2 separate regions of the Homo sapiens genome follow, and region 1 is linked to region 2. Evidence: chromatin loops called from intact Hi-C (ENCODE). Cell type or tissue: dorsolateral prefrontal cortex. All regions are shown on one strand. Each heading gives the region's core, and the rest is flanking DNA. Links, peaks and the distances in the headings are about the cores only. Region 1 overlaps TTYH1 (tweety family member 1). Region 2 has its middle 12 kb from the start of LILRA5.

Region 1 (5,380 bases), core at 189-5,188, 110 kb before region 2:
GCTACTCGAGAGGCTAAAGTGGGAGGATCGCTTGAGCTGGAGAGGTTGAGGCTGCAGTGAGTCATGATCACGCCAGTGCACTCCAGCCTAGGTGACAGAGTGAGACCCTGTCTAAAAAGTAAAAAAAAAAAAATCATTTTTTTAAATGTTTCATTTGGACAGTTTCTAATGTTGTCTTCCAGATTTTTTTTTTTTTCCTGCAATGTCTAATCTGCTGTTCTAGGGCTGGGTGCAGTGGCTCGCACCTGTAATCCCAGCACTTTGGGAGGCCGAGGCTGGCAGATCATTTGAGGTCAGGAGTTTGAGACCAGCCTGGCCAACATGGTGAAAGCCCGTCTCTACTAAAAATACAAAAATTAGCTGGATGTGGTGGCAGGTGCCTGTAGTCTCAGCTACTTGGGAGGCTGAGGCATGAGAATTGCTTGAACCTGGGAGGTGGAAGTTGCAGTGAGCCTAGATCATGCCACTGCACTACAGCCTGGGCAACAGAGCAAGACTCTCCCCCAAAAAACAAAAATCTGCTGTTCCAGCCAGTACATTATTTATTTCAGACATTGTAATTTCTATCTGTTGATATCCAGTTTGAGTTTTTTTATATCTTCCGTATCTGTAAAGAACTTTTGGAACGTATGGAGTACAGTATAATAGTTGTTCTAATGTTCTTACCTACTAATTCTAACTCCTGGGTCCGTTTCAGTTGAATGATTTTTATCCTCATGATGTGCCCTATTTTCCTGCTTTTTGCATATTTGGTGACTTTGTTGTTGGATACTAGACAATATCAGTATTACCTTGTCGAGCACTCGTTACTTTTGTATGCCTATAAATATTCTTGAGCTTTGTTTGAGAATGCAGTCACCTTACTTGGAAGCAGCTTGATCCTTTCAGGTTTTGCTTTTAAGATTCCTCAGGCAGGACCAGAACAGTGTTTAACAGGTTAGGGCTGCTTATTCCCCACGGCTGATGTAAGACCCTCTCCGTGTTCTACCCAGTGTTCCTTCAGTTATGAGGTTCTTCTGGCAGGAACAGCGCCTTGTCAAGGCCTGTGTGAGTCCCCAGAACTCAGGCGCTATTTGCTTCAGTCCCTCCAGGTGGTTCTTTCCCTGGCATTCTAGTCTGCAGTAACAGAGGACCATGGACTGGTGGCTCAAAAACAACAAACACTTATTTCTCACAGTTCTGGAGGCTGGAAGTCCAAGATAATTTATTTTTATTTTTATTTATTTATTTTTTGAGATGGAGTCTCGCTCTGCTGCCCAGGCTGGAGTGCAATGGCGCGATCTTGGCTCACTGCAACCTTCGCCTCCCAGGTTCAAGAGATTCCCCTGCCTCAGGCTCCCGAGTAGCTGGGACTACAGGCACCCACCACTACACCCGGCGAATTTGTATATATTTAGTAGAGACAGGGTTTCACCATGTTGGCAAAGCTGGTCTCGAACACCTGAGTTCAGGTGATCTACCCACCTCGGTCTCCCAAAGTGCTGGGATTACAGGCGTGAGCCATCGCACCCGGCCCATAACTTCATTCTCAAAACAAAGCTCAAGAACAAAGCTCAGACTCCCTGCTTTGTCTCCTCTGCTCACGGAGTCCTCCCAGCTCCGCCTCAGTCTTCCCTCCCTGTCCCGTGGTCTAGAAACTTGCAACAGGACCCAGCGGCAATTTTAGGGCTTGCCTTGATGTTTCCCGTTCCTCAGGGATCACTTTCTTGGTAGAGTCTTGACCACTGTTGTTTTCTTGTATTTACTCTATTTTTGGGGGGTCAAGTCCAGTCTCTGTGACTCCATCCTGGTCGCAGTGGAAGCCCCCATAGGTAACATTCTAAAAATAACACTGGATTTTCCTTTTGTAAAGTTTGGGTAAAATGCCTTTTTTTTTTTTTTTTTTTTTTTTGAGACGGAGTCTTGCTCTGTCGCCCAGGCTGGAGTGCAGTGGCGCGATCTCGGCTCACTGCAAGCTCCGCATCCCGGGTTCAGGTGATTCTCCTGCCTCAGCCTCCTGAGTAGCTGGGATTGCAGGCGCCCGCCACCATGCCCGGCTAATTTTTGTGTTTAGTAGAGATGGGGTTTCACCGTGTTGGCCAGGCTGGTCTCAAACTCCTGACCTCAGGTGATCGCCTGCCCCAGCCTCCCACAGTGCTGGGATTACAGGCGTGAGCCAGGGTGCCCGGCCAACTTCTTGTTGAGAGATCACCCCCAGGCTCATTGGCATGGGAGATCAAGCAGCTGAGTCTCAAGGTACTTTGCAGCCGCCCAACAGCCAGCGGATGCCTGTGCTTGGGAAATGGGCTCAGGGGCACTAGAGGGCAGTGTTTGAGAGGAAAGAAGTCAGCATAGCAGCAGGGCCGGGCCTGGGGCAGACAGCCCACATGGTTAGGAAAAAGTGAGTGAACGCATGTGGCCCCCAGAACCCCTCCCTGAAATTGCAGTTGATTTTTATTCCCACCGTCAGGCCCACATATCTAAAGCTTCCTCTGAACGCTCCTTGCAGTACACAAAATAGAAATGATTGACAGGCACAGAGCAGCAGCAGGCCCCACGCTGTACACCAGCATCTGGCACTGTGGGTCACCAAGCACCAACTCGATCCCCTCGGAGCCAGGTGTGTGTTGAGATTCAGGATTTTTCAGTTGCAAAGGCAATATGATCTCTACTCCACAGGGCACACGGCACCCTCAGTGCTCAGCACAGCAGTGTGCAGCAGCCTGGTTAACTTTTCTGCAGGGAAGTATGTGAACGTTCACACCAAGCGTGTCAGTCATGTCTGTAAGTCATCTCCCACCAACACAGGTCAGGTTTTCCTGCCCAATGAGCTTGGGGATGGCTTGACTTTGGAGCTCTTTGGATCTGTGGATTTTGGAATTTTGGATTTCTGATACCCGTTTGATCAAAGAGGCAACCGAGGTCTAACGGGTCAAGTGACTTTCCCATATCCGTGAAGGTCATGAAAAGCAGGGCCAGGATGGTGGCCTGGGGTGCCTTGAATGATAAGCTGGGCCCTTCACTGTGCAGGCCCCTCTCCTTCAGTCCACTCTGCCACTGCTGTCTGCCACACCCTGCTCTGATAGCTCCTCTCTGCCAGGCTTTTCCCTCACATCCTCAACTCAGCCAAGAGCTGGTTTCTTCCAGAGAGCCCTGCTGTGCAGTCAGTTATTGGACTTCTCTTTTTGTGCATGTTTGTTTTCAGGGTTTAGCTGATCAAAGTGGTATCGTTGTAACAGGCAGCTCTAAATAGAAGTCTTCAGAAGCCTGTGTGTCTTTTTCTGTAAATCAATTCCCAAAAGCAGGATTGTTGGGGCATGGGGTGTATGCAGTTTTGATCTGATCACATACAAGCGCATTTTTTTTTTTTTTCAAGGGATGGTGGCAGCTCACAGCCTCAGGAGAAGTGTTTTGAGTGCCTGTTCCTCTAGGTCCTCGCCCGCCCAGGACATCACCACTCTTGTTAATTTCATTGTGTCTAGGTAGTGAAAAAGTGTAGTTTCTCATTCTTTCAAATTGCATTTCCCAATTATTAGAGTTTGAATCTTTTTGTCTGTTTACTGATGTTGGAATTTTTATTGAGTATTCAACTCAATTGATTACTTTTAAATGGGTTGTCTTTTTCTTAGTTTATGAAAGCTTTTGTAGATTATATCTTTTAAGAATAACATTTCTGCATCATAACTGTTAACATACACACACACACACACACACACACACACACACACACACGCACGCACACACTCACTGTTCCCCAGTCTGTCAATTTGCCATTTGACTTTACGGTATGTTTTTCAATCTATAATTTGCCAACTAAGCTATCTTTTCCTTTCTGGTTTTATGATCTCCTGCTTAAACTCCTCCCTCCCCATTTTCCCTACCCAGATACATGACATGCAGACAATATACAAATATTCTCCTAATTTCTCTGGTTTGTTTTGTTTTGTTTTGTTTTTTTCTGAGATGGAGTCTCACTTGATCTCCCAGGCTGGAGTACAGTGGTGCAACCTCCACCTCCCGGGTTCAAGCAATTCTCCTGCCTCAGCCTCCCGAGTAGCTGGGCTTACAGACCTGTGCCACCATGCCCAGCTAATTTTTTTTTTCTTTAAGTAGAGACGGGGTTTCACCATGTTGGCCACTCTGCTCTCAAACTCCTGGCCTCAAGGGATCCACCCACCTTGGCCTCTCAAAATGCTGGGATTACAGTCATGAGCCACCGCAGCCAGCCTCTCTCTGTTTTTTGTCTTTTTTTTTTTTTTTTTTTAAGAGGCAGGGTCTTGGCCGGGCGCGGTGGCTCACGCCTGTATTCCCAGCACTTTGGGAGGCCGAGACGGGCGGATCACGAGGTCAGGAGATCGAGACCATCTTGGCTAACACGGTGAAACCCCGTTTCTACTAAAAATACAAAAAATTAGCCGGACGTGTTGGCGGGCGCCTGTAGTCCCAGCTACTTGGGAGGCTGAGGCAGGAGAATGGCATGAACCTGGGAGGCGGAGCTTGCAGTGAGCCGAGATCGCGCCACTGCACTCCAACCTGGGTGACAGAGCGAGACTCCGTCTCAAAAACAAAAAAAAAAAAAAAAAAAGAGGCAGGGTCTTGCTCTGTTGCCCAGGCTGGAGTGCAGTGGCACGATCACAGCTCACTGCTACCTCGAAACGGGCTCAAGCAAGGAGTCTCAGCCTCCCGAGTAGCTGGAACCACAGGCATGCACCACCATGCCCACCCTCCTAATTTCTCTAGAAATTCTTCTGTGCCTTTACTTGCATACATCTAGATCTTCCACCCATCTTATCTATAGAAGTTTTTGGCCAGATGGAGAGCCGATATGTCACTACTGCTGCTAAACCAACCGTCCTTTCCACACTGACTTGAAATCTGTCTTCTGTCATGTGTGTATATATATATATACACACACACACACACACACACACAGTTAGATCTATTTCTAGGCCATCTATTCTGTGCCAGAGATGCCTGTGTCTTCCTGTGTCAGGACACGCGCATTACTTTTAGAATCAGAAGAAAGCGTTTTGTTTTTTGATTTTTTTTTTTTTTTTTTTAAAGAACAATGTCTTTGGACCCCTTGCTGAGCCTGGACAGGCGCAGAAATTCCTGGCAGCTGGGAGGCCGGGGGAGAGAGGACAGCAGGGAGGATGTCCCAGCCCTGGCCAGGAGGCCGAATCAAGGGAGAGGAGAAATAAGGAGGACCCAGCTGCTTGTAAAATAGTCTTCCCTTTTATTTTAAATCAACCCTTTTCCAAGTTAGTGCCACGAGTTGAGATCAGGGGGTCAGAGCCCACTGGGATGTGGCAGGGGCAGCAGGGGGACTCATGTCCCCCACCCCCAGCTTAGTCCCTCCAAGGATGGGACCGGCAGCCAGGGATGAAGGGTGCGAGGCGAG
Region 2 (5,380 bases), core at 86-5,085:
CCGGGCGTGGTGGTGCACGCCTGTAGTCCCAGCTACTCGGGAGGCTGAGGCAGGGGAATCGCTTGAACCCAGGAGGCGGAGATTGCAGTGAGCCGAGATCGCACCAGTGCACTCCAGCTTGGTGACAGAGTGAGACTCCATCAAAAAAAAAAAGAAAAAAGAAAAATTCCTAAATTGTATATACTTATTGTGTAAAGTATGTAGTTTTGAAATATATATACTTGTCTGTTGGGCAAATCAATCTAATTAACATATACATTACTTTCCATATTTCTAATTTTTGTGTGGTAAGAACCCTTAAAATCTACTTTTATAGTGATTTTTAAGGATATAATACACTGTTATGTCTTCCGAGATGGTGAAAATACCAAAATGGTGTGTAGAGATTCATTCTGCATTCTTGTATCCAAGAAAGAACATGGGAGGTGATATGGTTTGGCTGTGTCCCCACCCAAATCTCATCTTGAATTGTAGCTCCCATAATTCCCACGTGCTGTGGGAGCCGGTGGGAGATAACTGAATCATGGAGGCAGTTTCTCCCATTCTGTTCTTGTGGTCGTGAATAAGTCTCAGAAGAGCTGATGATTTTATAAGGGGTTTCCCCTTTTGCTTGGCTCTCATTTCCTCTGTACCTGCCACCACGTGAGATGTTGCTTTCACCTTCCACCATGATTGTGAGGCCTCTGCAGCCATGTGGAACTGTGAGTCAATTAAATCTCTTTTTCTTATAAATTACCTGGTCTCGGGTATGTCTTTATCAGCAGCCTGAAAATGGACTAATACAGGAGTTGAATATGAAAGTGAAGGAAATCTCAGATACTGCTAAAAAGAAGGCAGGCAGCAGCTCATGCAGCAAGACCTGGCAGAAAACCATGAGTGAACTTCCAGTGCCTGAGAGGGAAGTTATGAGACCACATGATACCCATTCTCAGTGGGGAGCCAGGCAATCCAGGCCACTGGGGAGCTCTTTGACCGACCTAAGCCCTGGATCTGACTTAGGGAACAGCGGGAGGACTGTGAAAAGGAAGGGCCCAGGGAAGTGCTCCATGTGTGCTCCCAGACCTGGATGCTGATAGAAAGAGGCCATTCCTGATCCTAACCCTTAGTGGGCAGTGCAAGAACTTGACATCGGCCCGGCGCGGTGGCTCACGCCTGTAATCCCAGCACTTTGGGAGGCCGAGGCAGGCGGATCACGAGGTCAGGAGATCGAGACCATCCTGACTAACACGGTGAAACCCCGTCTCTACTAAAAATACAAAAAATTAGCTGGGCGTGGTGGCTCATGCTTGTAATCCCAGCACTTTGGGAGGCCGAGGCAGGCGGATCACGAGGTCAGGAGTTCAAGACCATCCTGGCTAACACGGTGAAACCCCGTCTCTACTAAAAATACAAAAAATTAGCCGGGCACGGTGGTGGGTGCCTGTAGTCCCAGCTACTCGGGAGGCTGAGGCAGGAGAATGGCACGAACCTGGGAGGCGAAGCTTGCAGTGAGCTGAGATCACGCCACTGCACTCCAGCCTGGGCGACAGAGCGAGACTCCGTCTCAAAAAAAAAAAAAAGAACTTGACATCAAACATGGGTGAGGGTCACTACTTCGGAGAGTCTTGGGCCAGAGATTGACAATCTGGGCTCAAGTAGAAGACAGGTCCCCATGGACAGAACTGAGAGGCAATTGTGGCATGGGCTCCAGACACCAAGCACTGGCGTTGGACACCTCTCTTTGACAGAACCGAGGGGGAAAAGTTGTAGCCTGAGAGGCATGGATTTTACCCAGGAGGCAAGATCTGTGGCCTGGGGTAGTTGAGTGGTCTGACATCAAACCGCATGTGATTTGACGGTCTGAAATTGCTTCCAGCATTGGGCCACAGGGAGGAGCTCTGCTGGGTTGGGAGCATTAGATTAAAGTGAGTCCCACTGTCATTTTCTAGGCTTGGAACCCAACGTGCCCCTCTGGGGAACTCTGCTGTAACTTTGGCATAATAGTCATTGCCCTACTCAGTGCTTGAGTGTCTCTCCAGGGACCTGAGAACCACACATGTAGCCTCTGTGGGGACGGAGCCTGTGCCTAGCATTGGGCCTGAGTACAGGCTTGCCTGGACCAGCCACACTTACCTTCATTTCCCTGCGTTGGAGGCAGAGTACTGATCAAGACCACTGAGTTTTCCACAACCCAACCCATCACTTAGGATACCTGAATGCTTCTGGTTAACAAAGGTCAAGCATAAAGCCCACTGCCAGCGCTACAACTGGCTCTCACCAGCAATTGCCACCTACTGGCCTGGAGGTCAAACCATACAGCACATTACAACGTCTCCTGAAACAAGTGACAGTGATTGGGGAAGAGACAAGTTTCACACAAACTCTGCCACCACCATTGCCCACGCCACCCCAGCTACACCTCTCCTTTGCAGAACCGCTTGAGGAAAGGCTAAACCTTTCTGCAAAGGAGAGGTGTCTAATTCCAGTGCTCGGGGTCTGGAGCCCATGCCACACTTGCCCCTCAGTTCTGTCTGTGGGGACCTGTCCCCTACTTGAGACCAGATTGCCAAGGAGGAGGCCTTAAGTTAACTTGCCTGCTCTGTCACCTACCTGAGCCTGGGAAGGTTGAGGCTGCAGTGATCCAAGATCGTGCCACTGCACTCCACCCTGGGTGACAAAGTGAGACCCTGTCTCAAAAAACAAAAACAAAAAAACTGCTCTGACCTTTTCAAAAGTATCAAGGTCAAGAACAAAGATAAACAAAGGCACCACGCAGTGGAGTAAGAGCCTGTCTATTGCCTATTGCTCTCAAGCGCCATCTACTGGATTACAGCCACACTACAACACCAAAAATCACTTTACTAAATTCTACCGCCTGGAAAACCAAGAGCAAGAATTCAGCAAAGACCCTGTACAGAGCCTTAGTCCCCTGAAAACTTCCAGAAATAAAGCCAACAGACTATACTCAATTTATACCCTTGCAATGAAAGGAATAGCAACCCTCCCAGATGAGAAAAAAAATCAGGGAAATAACTCCTATTATCTCCAAACCAGTCCACGAGCTCCCCAGAAATTGTTCTTAATCAGTATGAATTGTCTGAAATGACAAACGTAGAATTTGGAATCTGGATGGCAAGGAAGGTCATTCAAATCAAGAGCAAAGTTGAAATTCAATCCAAGGAAGCCAAGCAATCCAGTAAAATGATTAATGACATGAACGATTAAATTTTAAGAAACACCCAAACTGAACTTCTCGAGCTGAAAAATTCATGACACGAATTTCATAATACGATGAGAAGCATTAACAGCAGAATAGACCAAGCTGAGGAAAAGAATTTCAAAGCTTGAAGACTTGTTTGAATCAAATCAGTCAAATATAAGGAAAAAATATTTTTAAAAGTGAACAAAATCTCTGAGAAATATGATATTATCTAAAGACACCAAATGTATGACTTGTCAGCATTCCTGAAAGGGGAAGAGAGAATAAGCAACTTGGAAAATATATTTGAGGATATAGTCCATGAATATTTTCCTAAACTCGCTAGAGAGTTTGACACACAAATCCAAGAAACATAGAGACGCCCAGCCAGATAACGGTCTAGATTTGAGGGTATGGTGAAAAAGATGCTTAGAAAATGTCAGAAGTGAGACACAATGGCTCATTTGCTTGTGTCTTGCATTCTCCACCTTGCAATTCTGTACTGATGGCTGTACTATCAGCAGGATCCACTCGTTATTATATTCACTATCAACCTTCAGCCTAAGGGTTTTGGCAGCCATTGATGTTTATTGCTTGTATACTCAACGCACAGGTTATCCAAGCTTTGCAGGGTTAACTATTATTATGCAAAAACTCTACAGCTATTCTTAGGCAAAAACATTACTATAGCTATTACTATACTTATTATTATGTAGAAACATTCTACAGAAAAGAATGTTTCCTGTGTAACACTTCAGATAAACAAAAGAGATCTTGCTTCTTGCCTTCATTTCCACGTTTTTGATGTGGAGATTTTGTTCTTTTCCCATTCCTCATATTTGAGGGGTTTTTTGTTTTTTAATTTTGTTTTTAACAGTAGTAAACTGATAGGCTTTGAACATATTCATTAGTTTTAATACACTACCTATATTATTTGATTCTATAAATATTCCACATTTTGCCATTGGGAACTTTTCATGATAGACTTTATGTTCAGGTAACATGAATCTGATGGTATGTGGTGATGTCTTTGCTTTCTTGCATGATAAGAAGTTCTGACTTCATCTCCTGTATTTTCTCTCCGAATGTGGAGTCAGCTATTTCTCTAGGATGAAATTTAGAATTTTTGACCATACATATTTTAAGAATTAAACATTTTTGAGGGTGTATTCACTTATGTTTTACTATATATAGTCAAAATTATATAATAATATTAACTATATGTCACTACATAATATATAATTTGATTTAAAAGTATACATTTATTATATAATATGATAAATAATATATGCATTATAAAATATATGGTCAAGTAATTTTGCTTACATTCTAGTACAAATAATTCTTCCTTGTTTAGTAATGCCCTAATTTGATAGGAACTCAATTCTATTTCCTTTTTTAAGGTATTATCTTTAGATTTATAAGTTATATTTAAAAATATTTTATAGTATAGACATTCAGGAATATGTTTATATATGTATATATATATATTTTTAAACGGAGTCTTGCTCGTCGCCCAGGCTAGAATGCTGTGGGTGGCAAGCCACCCAGGTGCCGAGGCAAGAGACAGAGGACACGAGCTGTTCCAGTATAATAAAATATAAAACAAGAATAGTTATACCAGATATAGATCTTAGTTATGATTATATATGAATATCATTAATCATTTGTTTGTAGCAGTTACCCTTTATCCCAATATTATAATAATCCTCCCTCTGTAATCATAACCTAGGAAAAGCCAGGCCATACAGAGATAGGAGCTGAGGGGACACAGTGAGAAGTGACCAGAAGACAAGAGTGCGAGCCCTCTGTCATGCCCGGACAGGGCCACCAGAGGGCTCCTTGGTCTAGCGGTGACGCCAGCGTCTGGGAAGACGTCCGTTGCCAAGCGGACCGTGGTCTAGCGGTAGCGTAAGTGGCAAGGAACAACACCCGCTACTTAGCAGACTGGGGAAGGGAGTCTCCCTTTCCCCGGGGGAGTTTAGAGAAGACTCTGCTCCTCCACCTCTTGTGGAGGGCCTGACATCAGTCAGGCTCGCCCGCAGTTATCCGGAGGCCTAACCGTCTCCCTGTGATGCTGTGCTTCGGTGGTCACGCTCCTAGTCCGCCTTCATGTTCCATCCTGTACACCTGGCTCTGCCTTCTAGATAGCAGTAGTAAATTAGTGAAAGTACTAATAGTCCCTGATATGCAGAAATAATG

Evidence for each region. A loop is a pair of places that touch in the nucleus more often than their neighbours do. Peaks named below come from ENCODE experiments on the same cell type or tissue, not always from the same donor. Only the 100,000 strongest peaks of a DNase experiment are listed, where the experiment ranks them.
Region 1: a loop joins it to region 2, with 2.7 times the contacts of the local background. A loop is called at or near these places in 3 of 110 quality-filtered maps.

Annotation. Positions count from the first base shown.
Region 1 is chr19:54,436,532-54,441,911 of GRCh38, reverse strand. TTYH1 (tweety family member 1) reads right to left here. Exons shown (of 14, transcript NM_020659.4): 14 at 5,008-5,380. Among named protein-coding and RNA genes, the nearest start is that of LENG8-AS1, 9.8 kb to the left of the region's middle. In dorsolateral prefrontal cortex, for the core only: CTCF peaks have their summits at 2,102 and 2,302 (motif pointing right); a DNase peak (open chromatin) is centred at 2,291; H3K4me3 peaks cover 822 bases; H3K27ac peaks cover 2,861 bases.
Region 2 is chr19:54,322,716-54,328,095 of GRCh38, reverse strand. No RefSeq gene overlaps it. Among named protein-coding and RNA genes, the nearest start is that of LILRA5, 12 kb to the right of the region's middle. RefSeq lists a silencer at 2,625-2,919. In dorsolateral prefrontal cortex, for the core only: CTCF peaks have their summits at 2,591 and 2,793 (motif pointing left); a DNase peak (open chromatin) is centred at 2,793.